2 separate regions of the Mus musculus genome follow, and region 1 is linked to region 2. A link is a contact called in ENCODE Hi-C or POLR2A ChIA-PET data. All regions are on one chromosome and are shown on one strand. Each heading gives the region's core, a stretch centred on a gene start or an enhancer-like site at or near the end of the contact. The rest is flanking DNA. Distances are from core to core; before and after follow the strand shown.

Region 1 (6,093 bases), core at 1,149-3,648, 37 kb before region 2:
ATAACAGTAGCAAAATTACAGTTATTAAGTAGCAACTTAACTTTATGTCTGGGGGTCACTACAACATAAGGAACTATGTTAAAGGGTCACAGCATCAAGAAGGTTGAGAACCACTGGCCTAGAGGTGAATATCCTTTCTGGCCCCCAAAAATGTATCTGGGACTGAGGATTTGAGAAACATGGGTTTCTCTCCAACATCCTTTCATTTATACGTAGTCCATTTGTAGAGGCATGTATGTATATGTAATTCTGTATAACTCTCAACATTGTCATTATTTGGGGAAGGAAAGCGTCAGAGACTCTCAAGTAATAAAGTCTGGCTTGAACATCTGTCTTTTGTCCACCTCACTTGTGCTCTCTTTTCTGAGGACAAGATCTCACTTTGTAGCCAAGCAGCTCTTAAACCGAGATCCTCCTATAGCCAGGCATGGTGGCATATACCTTTTATCCCAGCATTTGAGAGGCAAAGGAAGGAAGAGCTCTCTCTCTGAGGCCAGCCTGGTCTAAATAACTAGCTCCAGAACAGCCAGGACTATGCAGAAATGCCCTGTCACAACAAGAACACAAACTGTAAAGTCTCCTCTGTAATAACATTAGCTTCTAATAGATGAAGCTGGGCGTTAGAGACTATGTGGGAAATAACAATTCTGTAAATAAGCTCTATAAAAACGGTGTTTTTATCAAGTTCATTTAAACAACCCAAGTTACCTGAACTTTGTCTTGGTGATTCAGACAGGATTTGCCCATGTCACCCACACTGTACTCAAACTTTGAATCCTCCTGCTTCAGCCTATAAAGTATTGGGACCACAGGCTTGTCCATCACACCCAGGTCCCCAGAACACTTTCCAGGTAAGCCCTGGTACCCTGGCTAGCCAAACACCACTGGCTTGCTTAGGGGTCTGTAGTCCTAAAGAGCTTCGTTCTTTAGTCTGTGAAATTCCCCTTTCTCTCGTGTGATCAAGGAGACCCCAGCTCTGCCCAAGCCCCCAAAGGTGCCCCACACTTGGGAACCAGACACTTCTTTCTCCTGTGTGTTTCAAAGTCAAGGCAAAGAGAGGAGAATCAGTCTGAACAGACTGCTACACACATTTCCCTTTCCAACAACACCCCATTACCAAGGAGTAGAAAAAAATTCCCACAGGTTAAAATCGATCCCATCTTCCTTGGTGGCCCCTTAAGAGCATCAGTGAACGAAATCCTGGGAGACAAAGACCAGTGAAACACAAGAGCAAATCCATCTGAGGAATCCGTCAGAAGAAAGAGTAGCAAGAGCAAGGAAGAATGAAAGGTGGAACTACAAAGCTGGGGGGGGGGGTGCACTTCGAAAACACACTAGTGATCCCCCCCCTTGTTTTCCCCACTGAAATGTCAGTTTTTGAAGCAGCTTCTGATAATGTCACCAGCTTCTCACGTTCTTAAAAAAGACAGGAGGCGCGTGGCGAGGGAGGTGGCTTGTTACCTCTTGACTTCTAAAGCCGGCCATCAGCCAGCCGGCCTTCCCCTCTTCCACGTTTCCATGGGGGATGGGCTTGGGAATCTCTATCAGGAAGGGCTCTGTCCTAAGTCCCAAAGTTTACCCACCCTGGTGGGTGTGTGGGTGGGGGATCCCGAATCCCAAGTCCTCCACAAGGGCGGCACCCAGTCTTCCCGGTGTTACACACTGAAAACCACTTTTCAAATGTCCGTGTGTGAGGAGGATGTCCCCTGAGATGAGATCCACAAACCACACCCGCTCAAGAGCCCTCCCAATCACTCCCTCTCTCCAGTCCCCTCTACAATCCCCCCAGAATCCTCGGGGCCCCACTTCCTGCCACGCGCCCCCCTACCCCACCCGCTGCAAATCTCAGGCCCGCGACTCTTATTTCCCGCGCCCCTCTTCGGGCTCCAAGGTCCCCACGCACACCCTCTCTGCTATCTCGCCCGCGGGCAGCAGGAGCCGCGTGTACAAGCTCGGCCCGAGTCCCCCCCCCCCCCCAACCCTCCGCCGCCTGCCCCCTCCCCGGGCGCCCGCGCCGCCGGCCTCGTGCGCCGCCGTCCCCAGGGTGTCCCCAGCACTCACGGCTGTAGAGGGCGATGCCCGCCGCGTCTGGTCCGGCGCGCACCTCAAGGCGCAGCGCCTGCTGCTCCGCGTGCCGCTGGATCTCGCCGTTCGCGTCGCCGATAGTGAGGAGGCGGGCGCCCGGGAACACAGACACTGTAGCGCAGGGCCCCGCGCCGCCCGGGCCCGCCACCCCAGCGCTCCCCGCACCCGGCCCCACCGCCGTCGCTGCCGCCGCTGCCATCTTAGGTCCGGCTCCAGGCCCCGCTGCCACCACGGCCACCGCCACCGCCGCACCCGGGCCCAGGCCGCCGCCGCCGCCGCCGCCGCCGCTGCCGCCGCCGCGCAGGCCGAGGCCGAGGCCGAGGCTGGCAGCGCGCCGCCTGCCGGCCACGCGACGCCTCGCCGCCGCCGCCGCCGCCACGGGCCGGCTCGGTGGCGCAGCGCCCCCTCCTGGCGCCTGAGGGAGCCGGGCGAGCGCAAGCACGACGGGGGTGGGGCCGGCCCCACCCCGCGGGAACGGTCGCTGCTTTGTGAGGTGGCTGAGCCTCCCGGGCAGGCCGGGTGAAGGCGCCTACGTTGGGAGGCGGTGCCCCGCAGTATGACACGCCCCCAGGGATGCTAAGCCCCGCCCCGAGGCAGCGTTGTGCGAACCGAGGCGCTTTGTGCCACCGCGCACAGCTCTGGAGAGATGGGCAGGGCATGCGTCGGGAGGCGGTGCTTAGCCTTCCCGGCACGCCCCCGGAATGATCAGGCGGCCCCACCCCCCGCTCCGGGCCGGCGACCGGTGATCCACGGTGATCCACAGCCCTTTGTACCACAGGGCGTTTCAGGAGGCAATGCTTGGCCGCTCGGACACGCCTCTGGGGCCAGACCCACCCACAGGCCGGCAGCGAGCGAACCACCATGCTTTGTGCCACTGTGAGCATAGCTCAAGAAAAGTGGAGAGGCGTGAGTCGGAGAACTAAGAAGAAACGCCTCCTCCAGGGCTGAGCTCCGCCCCTAGGCTGGCGTGCTGCGTACTCCCCCAGTACTCTTGGGGGTGAGGCGTTTGTCAGAAGGAGGCGCTCAGCTACTTTATACACCCGGAGGAGGGCTGGCTCCGCCCCCAGGAGGGACGGTTACTAGCAGAATGCAGACGGTGCTCTGCATCTTTTTGTCAAGGGACGGTGTTCTGATCCACGAAACCCTCCCTCGGAGAGTTCGGGCCCCTCCGGGCCAGTGTCCTGCAAACAACCTCTCCTGAGCTTGAGGAAAGACAAGAACCGTTTCCAAACCCAGGTGATTCGGCCACGCCCCCAAGTTAAGGTTCCGCCCTGTACGTTCCCAGGTAAGCTCCGCCTTGATCCCGTCCCACTGGTAAGAAAAGGCCCTGTGATAGGTGTGCTCTGGTTTGCAGGCTCGCACCCAGCTGGGGCCCCTTCCCATGCTGCTCTGGGATAAAGGCTTTTCAAGCCGCGCTCCAGAGCTTGGCCTTCACAAAGAACTTCAAGGCAGTAACTTTAATTCTTTAGCTTCTCCACTAGGACCTCTCCTTTTCACTAGTTAACTCTCAGGTCCCCCAGTGAACTCACAGTGGCCAGTCACTTGTTCACTTTTGCTGGGCCTCTTAGAACTCTAATTTACGTACCCCCTCCTGGGCCTCCGCAAGACTCACAAAAGACTCAACCCTTTCCCAAGTCATCCCTCCCATCTAATGGTGCAAGCACACAATCTCAGGCAGCCAGGACCCACAAAGTGAAGAGTAAAAACGCACTCTGCTGGGCAGTGGTGGCACACACCTTTAATCCCGATGCTCAGGAGGCAGAGGCTGGCAGTCCTTGAGTTCCAGGCCAGCCTGGTCTACAGAGTGAGTTCTAGGACAGCCAGGACTACACTGAAAAACCCTATCTCAAAACAAACAGAAAACATCCCAAAGTTAGGTGTTATGGCAGTAACTTTAATTCTAGCGATCTGGAGGCAGAGGCAGGTGGATCTATGAGTTTGAGGCTGGCTTGCTCTACACAGTGAGTTCCAGAAAAGCCAGGGCTACACAGTGAGACCCTATCTAGAAACAACAACAGCAACAAAAAATATACACATCTCTCCTAAAAATAAAACACGCAGTCTGGAAGTAAGTGACCGTTGGGGAAGCACTGGAAAGGAGTTAGAGAATGTAGACCTCTTGTGCCTGACTGGGTGTCCGGATTCAATAGTGACTTCTCCGGTGATCTGGGAATCTGTGAAGAGGTTCTGGCTCTCTGTCTAGCCTGAGGCTGATACCCCAACTCATTTTCTTGTCTTCTGTGAGGAAGGTTACAACTCTAGGAGTCCCCTTCCTTTGGCCAGTGCTTCCCTAAGAAAGCTATGGCTTGATTCCCACCCCCACCCTACCTCCACTGCCAAGTCTCTGGACAGATGTGCAGCCTCTGGCAGTGGGAGGGAAGGAACTGGATAAAGTGGTCCTCATTCGTCAGCCTCACTGGCAGGCCCGGAAAGTGCTGAACTCAGGGGGCTCCGGAGAGGATGATGCAGAGGTGGGCCTCTTCCGAGGCCCTGAGTCTAGGGTTGCCACTGAGTCTTCCTGAGTCATTTTCTTTGCCCATGGAAGAAAAGAAAAGAAATTTAAAAAACAAAAACAAAACAAAAAACCCTAAGTGGTTTTTGGTGTAAGGATCTGGGAGTTCCTCCTGTTCGAAGCTGTTGGGTACCTTCCTACCTCTTCCTACCACCTCGCCAGATTTCAGATTCCGACCTTCAGTGGCTCAAATCCCACTTCCCTAACTTCCTAGCAGTCTGACCTCACTTTGAGTGATAACACATATGAGCCTCAGTTTCAAATGCTAGTATCCATCTCCTAGGGGCAGTGTGAGGCTTGAGAAAAAGAGGTACCACTTTGAAGTGGCTGGTACCTTTGTACCCACCCATCCGAGTTCCCCTAAAACCTTTCCAAACCTGAAGCCAGTTGGTGAGGTAGGCTGAGGGGTCCTCAGAGCTTTGATCCTCCCTAACCAGTGACCCCTGTAAGATCCCTGTCTAGCCAGAGTATCTCTGTAAAGAGTATACAGCGTGACACGCCTTTACTCCTAGCCCTCAGCAGGCAGAGGCATGCAGGTCTCTGTGAATTGAAAGCCAGCTTGATTTGTATAGTGAGTTCCAGGCCAGCCTCGGGAGGCAGAGGCAGGTGGATTTCTGAGTTCGAGGCCAGCCTGGCCTACAAAGTGAGTTCCAGGACAACCAGGGCTATAGAGAAACCCTGTCTCAAAAAAACCAAAAAAAAAAAAAAGAAAGAAAGGAAAGAAAGCAGGTAATGGTGGTGAATGCCTTTAATCCCAGCACTTGAGAGGCAGAGGCAGGCAGATCTCTGAGTTCAAGGCCAGCCTCTACAAAGTTCCAGGACAGCCATAGCTATACAGAAAACCCTGTCTCAAAAAAACAAACAAAAAACAAAAACAAGAAGGAGAGAAAAGAAAAAGAAAGAAAGAAAGATAGAAAGAAAGAAAGCAAGCAAGCAAGCAAGCAAGCAGGCCAGGTGCAGGTGCCACACCTTTAATCCCAGCACTTGGAACATGGAGGTAGAAAGATCTCTGTGAGTTTCAGGCCAGCCTGATCTACATATTAAGTTCCAGAGCAGCCAGGATTACATAGATGGATCTTGTCTCAAAACAAAACAAGCAAACAAACTAAACAAATAATGAAAGTGTCTAGAGAGAAGGCTCCACAGTTAAGAGCACTGGCTGCTCTTCCAGAGGACAGGGTTTTAGTTCCCAGCACCCACGTGGCAGAGCACACCTGTCAGGACAGAGCACCCCAGTTCCAGGGCTTCTGACACACTCACACAGACATACTTGCAGTCAAAATACCAATGAACATGAAAAATAAAAACCCAATAAAATAATGAAGAGAATCTCCACACCATAGAGCTTTCCAAATTGTTAGCTGTCAGGCTCTGAGAGATGGGGTGATGGACGGGCACCTGGCAGCACCTGATGGTCATTATCTACCAACATCAAAGCTTTTTTTTATTAGATATTTTCTTTATTTACATTTCAAATGCTATCCCGAAAGTTCCCT
Region 2 (5,555 bases), core at 1,841-4,340:
GGTATCATTTCACTGCTATATGCCTTTAGCAGGGTGTAGTGTTTGGGTCTCCCTCAGGCCTGTGGCCTATCTGATCTCAAGTTCTTGGCCACTGAAGCAGTGACATGAATGTGTTCCATCTCCTGGGTGGGCTTTAACTCCAATCATAAAGTAGTTGGTTACTCTCACAATGCTGTGGCACGACTGTACCTGCGTATCATGCAGTCAGGTCACCATTTAGATGGAAAGGTTTATCGGTGAGTGGGCATTCACCCTTCCCCTCCTGTAGCATGCAGAGTACCATCCAATACCATGAGCACCAGTCAATAGGGCGAAGGCAGTAGGTAGGCACCAGCATGATTTCTTCATGTTCAGTGAGATATGTGTGCTCCTCAAGGTTTCACCATTGATTGTGAAGAGCAACCAATCGCCTTGACAGTAGCTGAGGTTTGGGAGTTCGCACAGGGCTTCCTCTGGCCAACAACTCAATCAGCTGTAACTGATTTTTAGCACTGGGGGTTTTACTTGGTGGTGAGACGTCTGGTTGGAGCTTTGTCTCCCAGGATTTGGTGATTCCATTTAGGCTTCTTTTGTACATGTATATATATTTTAAGAGGGTTCTCCTGCAGCAGGTTTCCATATGAACCCTCGAGTGGCCATTAATGTTGGCCCCTCCCTCTGTTCTGCCCTTACCACCCACCCCTCCCCATCTCCATTGAATCATCCTGTTCTGGTGTCTCCCACCTCATCTCTCCATAACTATACATTTTATTTTCCATTTCCCCTTCCTTGGTTGTCCTCTCCTCCCACGTCCCCCTCCTGAGTTCTAGGGTTAAACATTGTAGCAAGCTTCAAAGCTAACACACACACCATTCTAATGTTTATGGGTCTGGGTTACTTCACCTTAGCCTCCGCTCAGCTATCTGTGAATTTCATTTCTTTTTAGACAACTGAGGAATATTTGGTTGGGTAAATGTACCACATTTTCATTAGCAAGTCAGCTGCTGATGGACGTGTAGGCTGTTTCTGTTTCTAGCATAGAAATTGTAGAGCAGCAGTGAACAAGGAGCAAGGGGTTTTCCCTCCTGGCTTTTGAGACAGGGTTTGTCTGTGTAGCCCTGGCTGCCCTGGAACTCAGTTTGTAGACCAGGAGGATGTCAAATGCGCTCGGAGCCTCCTTCCTGACTCTGGGCTGCTGAGCTCTCCATCATACCCAGCTGCCTGTTCATTTTGTGCCCTGCTACTTTGCTGCAAGTGTTTCTCACCTCAAGTTTCCTGGTGGGGTTTTTAAAGAGTCTTTTATGCATAAAGTCACAGTATCTGCAAATAGAAACTTTGTCTTTTTCCTTTCCTATTTGTGTCCATTTGGTATCTTTCTGGTATCTTTTTTTTTTTTTTTTAAGATTTATTTATTGTTATATGTATCTACACTATAGCTGTCTTCAGACACACCAGAAGAGGGAGTCAGATCTCATTACAGATGGTTGTGAGCCACCATGTGGTTGCTGGGATTTGAACTCAGGGCCTTCGGAAGAGCAGTCAGTGCTCTTAACCACTGAGCCATCTCACCAGCCCTCTGGTATCTTTTTACTCTAGCTAAGACATCAAGGACTACTGAGAGGTGGTGGCACATGCTTTTAATTCCAGTACTTGGGAGAGAGAGGCAGGCAGATTTCCATGAGTTCAAGGCCAGCCTGGTCTAGAGTTCCAGGATAGCCAGGGCTACAAAGAGAAACTGTTTAAAAAAAAAAAATAAAAGGACTTCAAGTACTTCAAGTACTATATTAAGCAGATATGGGGAGTGGACACCTTGTTTTATTCCTGATTGTGGAAATGTTCTGAGTTCTGTTTAGGCTGATGTTGGTTGCTGTAAATTACCTTTATTCTTTTGAGGTTTCTCTTTCTTTTTTTTTTTTTTTCCCCGAGACAGGGTTTCTCTGTGTATCCCTGGCTGTCCTATGTCCTGGCACTCACTCTGTAGACCAGGCTGGCCTCGAACTCAGAAATCCACCCGTCTCTGCCTCCTGCGTGCTGGGATTAAAGGCGTGCGCCACCACGCCCGGCTCAAGCTACTTTTCTTATATAGCTCATCCCCACCTGTCTAGGAAAGGTACCATCTACAGTGGGCTGGGTCTTCCAGCAACGTTGAAAATGCCCAACAGGCAATTCCTCAAGTGACACTCAACTTGCCAGATTATTTTGTCAAGTGAACAAGAGCTAAGCACACAGTGTTGTGTGTGTGTGTGTGTGTGTGTAGGTCAGAGGACAATTGCAGGAGTCAATTCTGACCTTCCACTATCGTAGCACATGGGGATTAAACTAAGGTCATTAGGTTTAGCAGCAAGCGCCTGTGTTCTCTGAGCCATTCAAAGCCCAAAATAGATTCCTTGATTTTTTTGCTGGTCTGGAACTATGTAGTTCCATACCAGTTCGAGAGGATGGCCTCGAACTCCTTCCACCTCCCGACTCAGCCTTTCAAGTACTGGAATACTGCATGTGTCAGCACAGATGCACGTGGACCTGCTGACCCAAAGGTTTGAGATGTATTGTACGCAGGCTGAGGCAGTATTCTACTCACCAACAAACATTCCACCACCCCCTTAGGGATGGTATAAGGTGTAAAGGAAAAGCAGTCGGGGGAGGCCATGCTCACTGAACTAACATCGCCAGAACTCCAATATTGGAATACTAGCACCTGGCATATCTGCCTGTCGCACCCGTCACACAAGTTGAGATCAGAATCCAACAAAGCCGCCGTCCTCGGAGGGCTACGCCTACACTTGATTGACCAATGGGCAAAAGCACCTTGAATTGGGGAAGGCAGAGAGCGGGCGGTGCCAAGGGAGGACCTGCAAACCTCCCCGTTTAGTCATCTTAATTGTTGCCTGTAAAGAAGTGCTTCACCATTTTTAGATTTGTCAGTGCCCCCACCAAATGCAGTGGTTGATATCAGACTTGGGTAGGTTTCACGAAGTTCGCAGTAGCGTTAGTATGCTTTCTAGCAGATTAGGCAATTACCAGGGCAGCTCCCCATCCTGGGGCCCTTCAGTCAGCATTCCGCGGCTTTGGGGTCGAACAGAAGCCGAAGCCAATGAGCTTTGCCGAAATAAGAGGTGGGCAGGACAAATCCTTAAAGGGTCCACGCCCCGTGAGTAGAGGGTGACCCGGATGATGGCGGCCGGCGCGGCCGTAGCACTGGCCCTGTGGCTACTCCTGCCAGCAGTAGGAGTGGGAGAGGCAGGGCCGCCGCCTATCCAGGACGGCGAGTTCACATTTCTGCTTCCCGCCGGGAGAAAGCAGTGTTTCTATCAGTCCGCACCGGCCAATGCTAGTCTTGAGACCGAGTACCAGGTGAGAGAGGGGGTCCCGGGCTCGGAATAGAGCAGGGCTGGGGGCGTGGCCAACAGGCGGGAGGGGCGGGGCAGAGGTGTGGCCAGAACGCTAATAGTCTTGCAGAGAAGGGGCATGCTCTGCTCAGAGCTCTTTGGGTTGGGTTCTAGGGAAGTTCCTGGCGGCTGTTGGGTAGGTTACGATTAAGTTAGCGGTCAGGTAGACAGCCACCTTAGACTACTCAAGGGCGTTGGCAGGGTGGTTGATAAAAGACCTCACGTGGATGTATCCATCTTAGGGACTGGGAAGAAACCTTGTAGGTGTGGATGGATGTTGGTCTTCAGATAGGCCCTTGGGGGAATCCAAATAGCTTGCTGGGTTAAAACAAAACAAAACAAAACAAAAACCGCTTGCTGCTAAACTACGACGACCCGAGTTTCCTAACTCTATGGTAGAAGTGCAGCTCTGACTAATCTCCCTCCACAGGCGCTACTCCTCTATCTCAAGCAAATACCTGGGATTTGTGGTTGTTCTTTTTTCTTCTTAAAGATAGGTTCTTGGTGATCTTACATGGGTCTTTCCCGGTTCGGTTTAACCCAGGCTTTCTGTGGCAGATAGGCTTGCACAAAGCTGCCAGTTCCCCAATTCTTACCTGCTCTTCAGGTGATCGGAGGTGCTGGGCTGGACGTGGACTTCACCTTGGAGAGCCCTCAGGGTGTGCTGTTGGTCAGTGAGTCTCGAAAGGCTGATGGGGTACACACGTGAGTGAAGTCCTGCCCTGCCTTGGTTCAGTTACAGCCCTGCAGCTCCCCAGTGGCCTCAGGTTACCATCCTACTGGTTCCACAGACCAGCTGGCTGGTCACTCCAGGGTCACGTCTATGTCTCATCTGTCTGCCCAGGGTGGAGCCTACTGAGGCCGGAGACTACAGGCTGTGCTTTGACAACTCCTTCAGCACCATCTCAGAAAAGCTTGTGTTCTTTGAGCTCATCTTTGACAGCTTCCAAGATGAGGAGGAGGTAGAAGGTTGGGCGGAGGCTGTGGAGCCAGAAGAGATGCTTGATGTCAAAATGGAAGACATCAAGGTGAGCTGGGTATGATGGTGCATGCTTAGAATCCCAGTTCTGAGGAGGCTGAGGCAGGATGCCAGTGAGTTCAAGACCAACCTTATTTACATAGCAAGCTCCCGTCTCACAAAACCAACAGAAAGGGCCGGGAATAATTGAGTTGGCAGAGCACTTACCTAGGACGCTCCCACAGCTGAGCCCCCACACCCAGCACTGCACACACTGGGTATGGTTCTCTTGGTCCTGAGGATCACAAGTTCAAGGTCATCCTTGGCTTGCACAGACTAGCAGAGTTTGGTGAAGTGGCTTGATAGGCAAAGGCAACTGCACCAAGCCTGGCTACCTGGGGTCGTCTGCCATGCACGTGTGCCCCAATCCCTCTTAAAAAGAAAAGTCTCACACCCACCCAAAAAACAAAAAAAAAAACACCAAGGGGAAAACCCCTCAGTTTCTAGAGAAGACGTGAGGCAGGTGAACGGATAGCCAGAGCCGTGCGTGGTGGGGTAGGTAGGCATTCTGACTTAAGCAGCCTGACCCGTTCCTTTGTGCCCTGGCAGGAATCCATAGAGACCATGAGGACCCGGCTGGAACGGAGCATCCAGATGCTCACTCTGCTCCGAGCCTTTGAGGCTCGTGATCGAAATCTTCAAGAAGACAACCTGGAGCGGGTCAACTTCTGGTCAGCTGCCAATGTGGCTGTGTTGCTGCTGGTGGCTGTCCTGCAAGTCTGCACACTCAAGCGCTTCTTCCATGACAAGCGCCCTGTACCCACGTAGCCCCTGCCACAGAGGATGAGGGCAGCGGGTGTGTGACTTGCTGGACACCTCCCAGACTCAGATGAGACACTACATAGTTGGGTCCTTAGCAGTGGCCCCATGTGTCTCCCTTCCTCAGTGACCAGGGAGTGCCAATGGCTCACAGACCCCTCGGAAGGGGGAGGGCTCAGCGACTGTGCCTGTTCCTTGGAGGGTGGAAGTGCTGGGCGCAGCAGTGTGGGGACACTGCTCTTGGATGCCCTGGCTTTCTCCTGAAATCGTGCCTTAGCTTCAGTCTTGCAGCTATCAGGATGGGGTGAAGCTGTGGTGCTGCCCCCCACCCTCCAACTAGACACCCCAACTGCAATGTCTCTGCTCTCCTCCTGGGGTAAGCCTACTTCACTAGGGTCTGGGAAGGAGACACA

What was found. Hi-C counts contacts between places; a loop is a spot of excess contacts on that map. ChIA-PET counts read pairs that join two places held with the same protein, here RNA polymerase II (POLR2A).
Region 1: a map of heart shows a loop between it and region 2 (4-fold over the local background). The contact joins the promoter of Carm1 here to the promoter of Tmed1 in region 2. A Hi-C loop is called at or near these places in 9 of 37 maps with a recorded cell type or tissue (gastrocnemius, heart and left cerebral cortex). POLR2A ChIA-PET finds 5 or more read pairs at or near these places in 4 of 5 experiments (Patski and embryonic stem cell).

Annotation. Positions count from the first base shown.
Region 1 is chr9:21,543,199-21,549,291 of GRCm38, reverse strand. It overlaps Carm1 (coactivator-associated arginine methyltransferase 1), which reads right to left and starts at 2,398. Exons shown (of 16, transcript NM_021531.6): 1 at 2,062-2,398. The coding sequence starts at 2,284. It overlaps AB124611 (cDNA sequence AB124611), which reads right to left. Exons shown (of 7, transcript NM_001198794.1): 7 at 3,961-4,615. The coding sequence ends at 4,499.
Region 2 is chr9:21,507,769-21,513,323 of GRCm38, reverse strand. It overlaps Tmed1 (transmembrane p24 trafficking protein 1), which reads left to right and starts at 3,090. Exons shown (of 4, transcript NM_010744.4): 1 at 3,090-3,330; 2 at 3,973-4,070; 3 at 4,210-4,393; 4 at 4,933-5,555. The coding sequence starts at 3,148. The coding sequence ends at 5,151.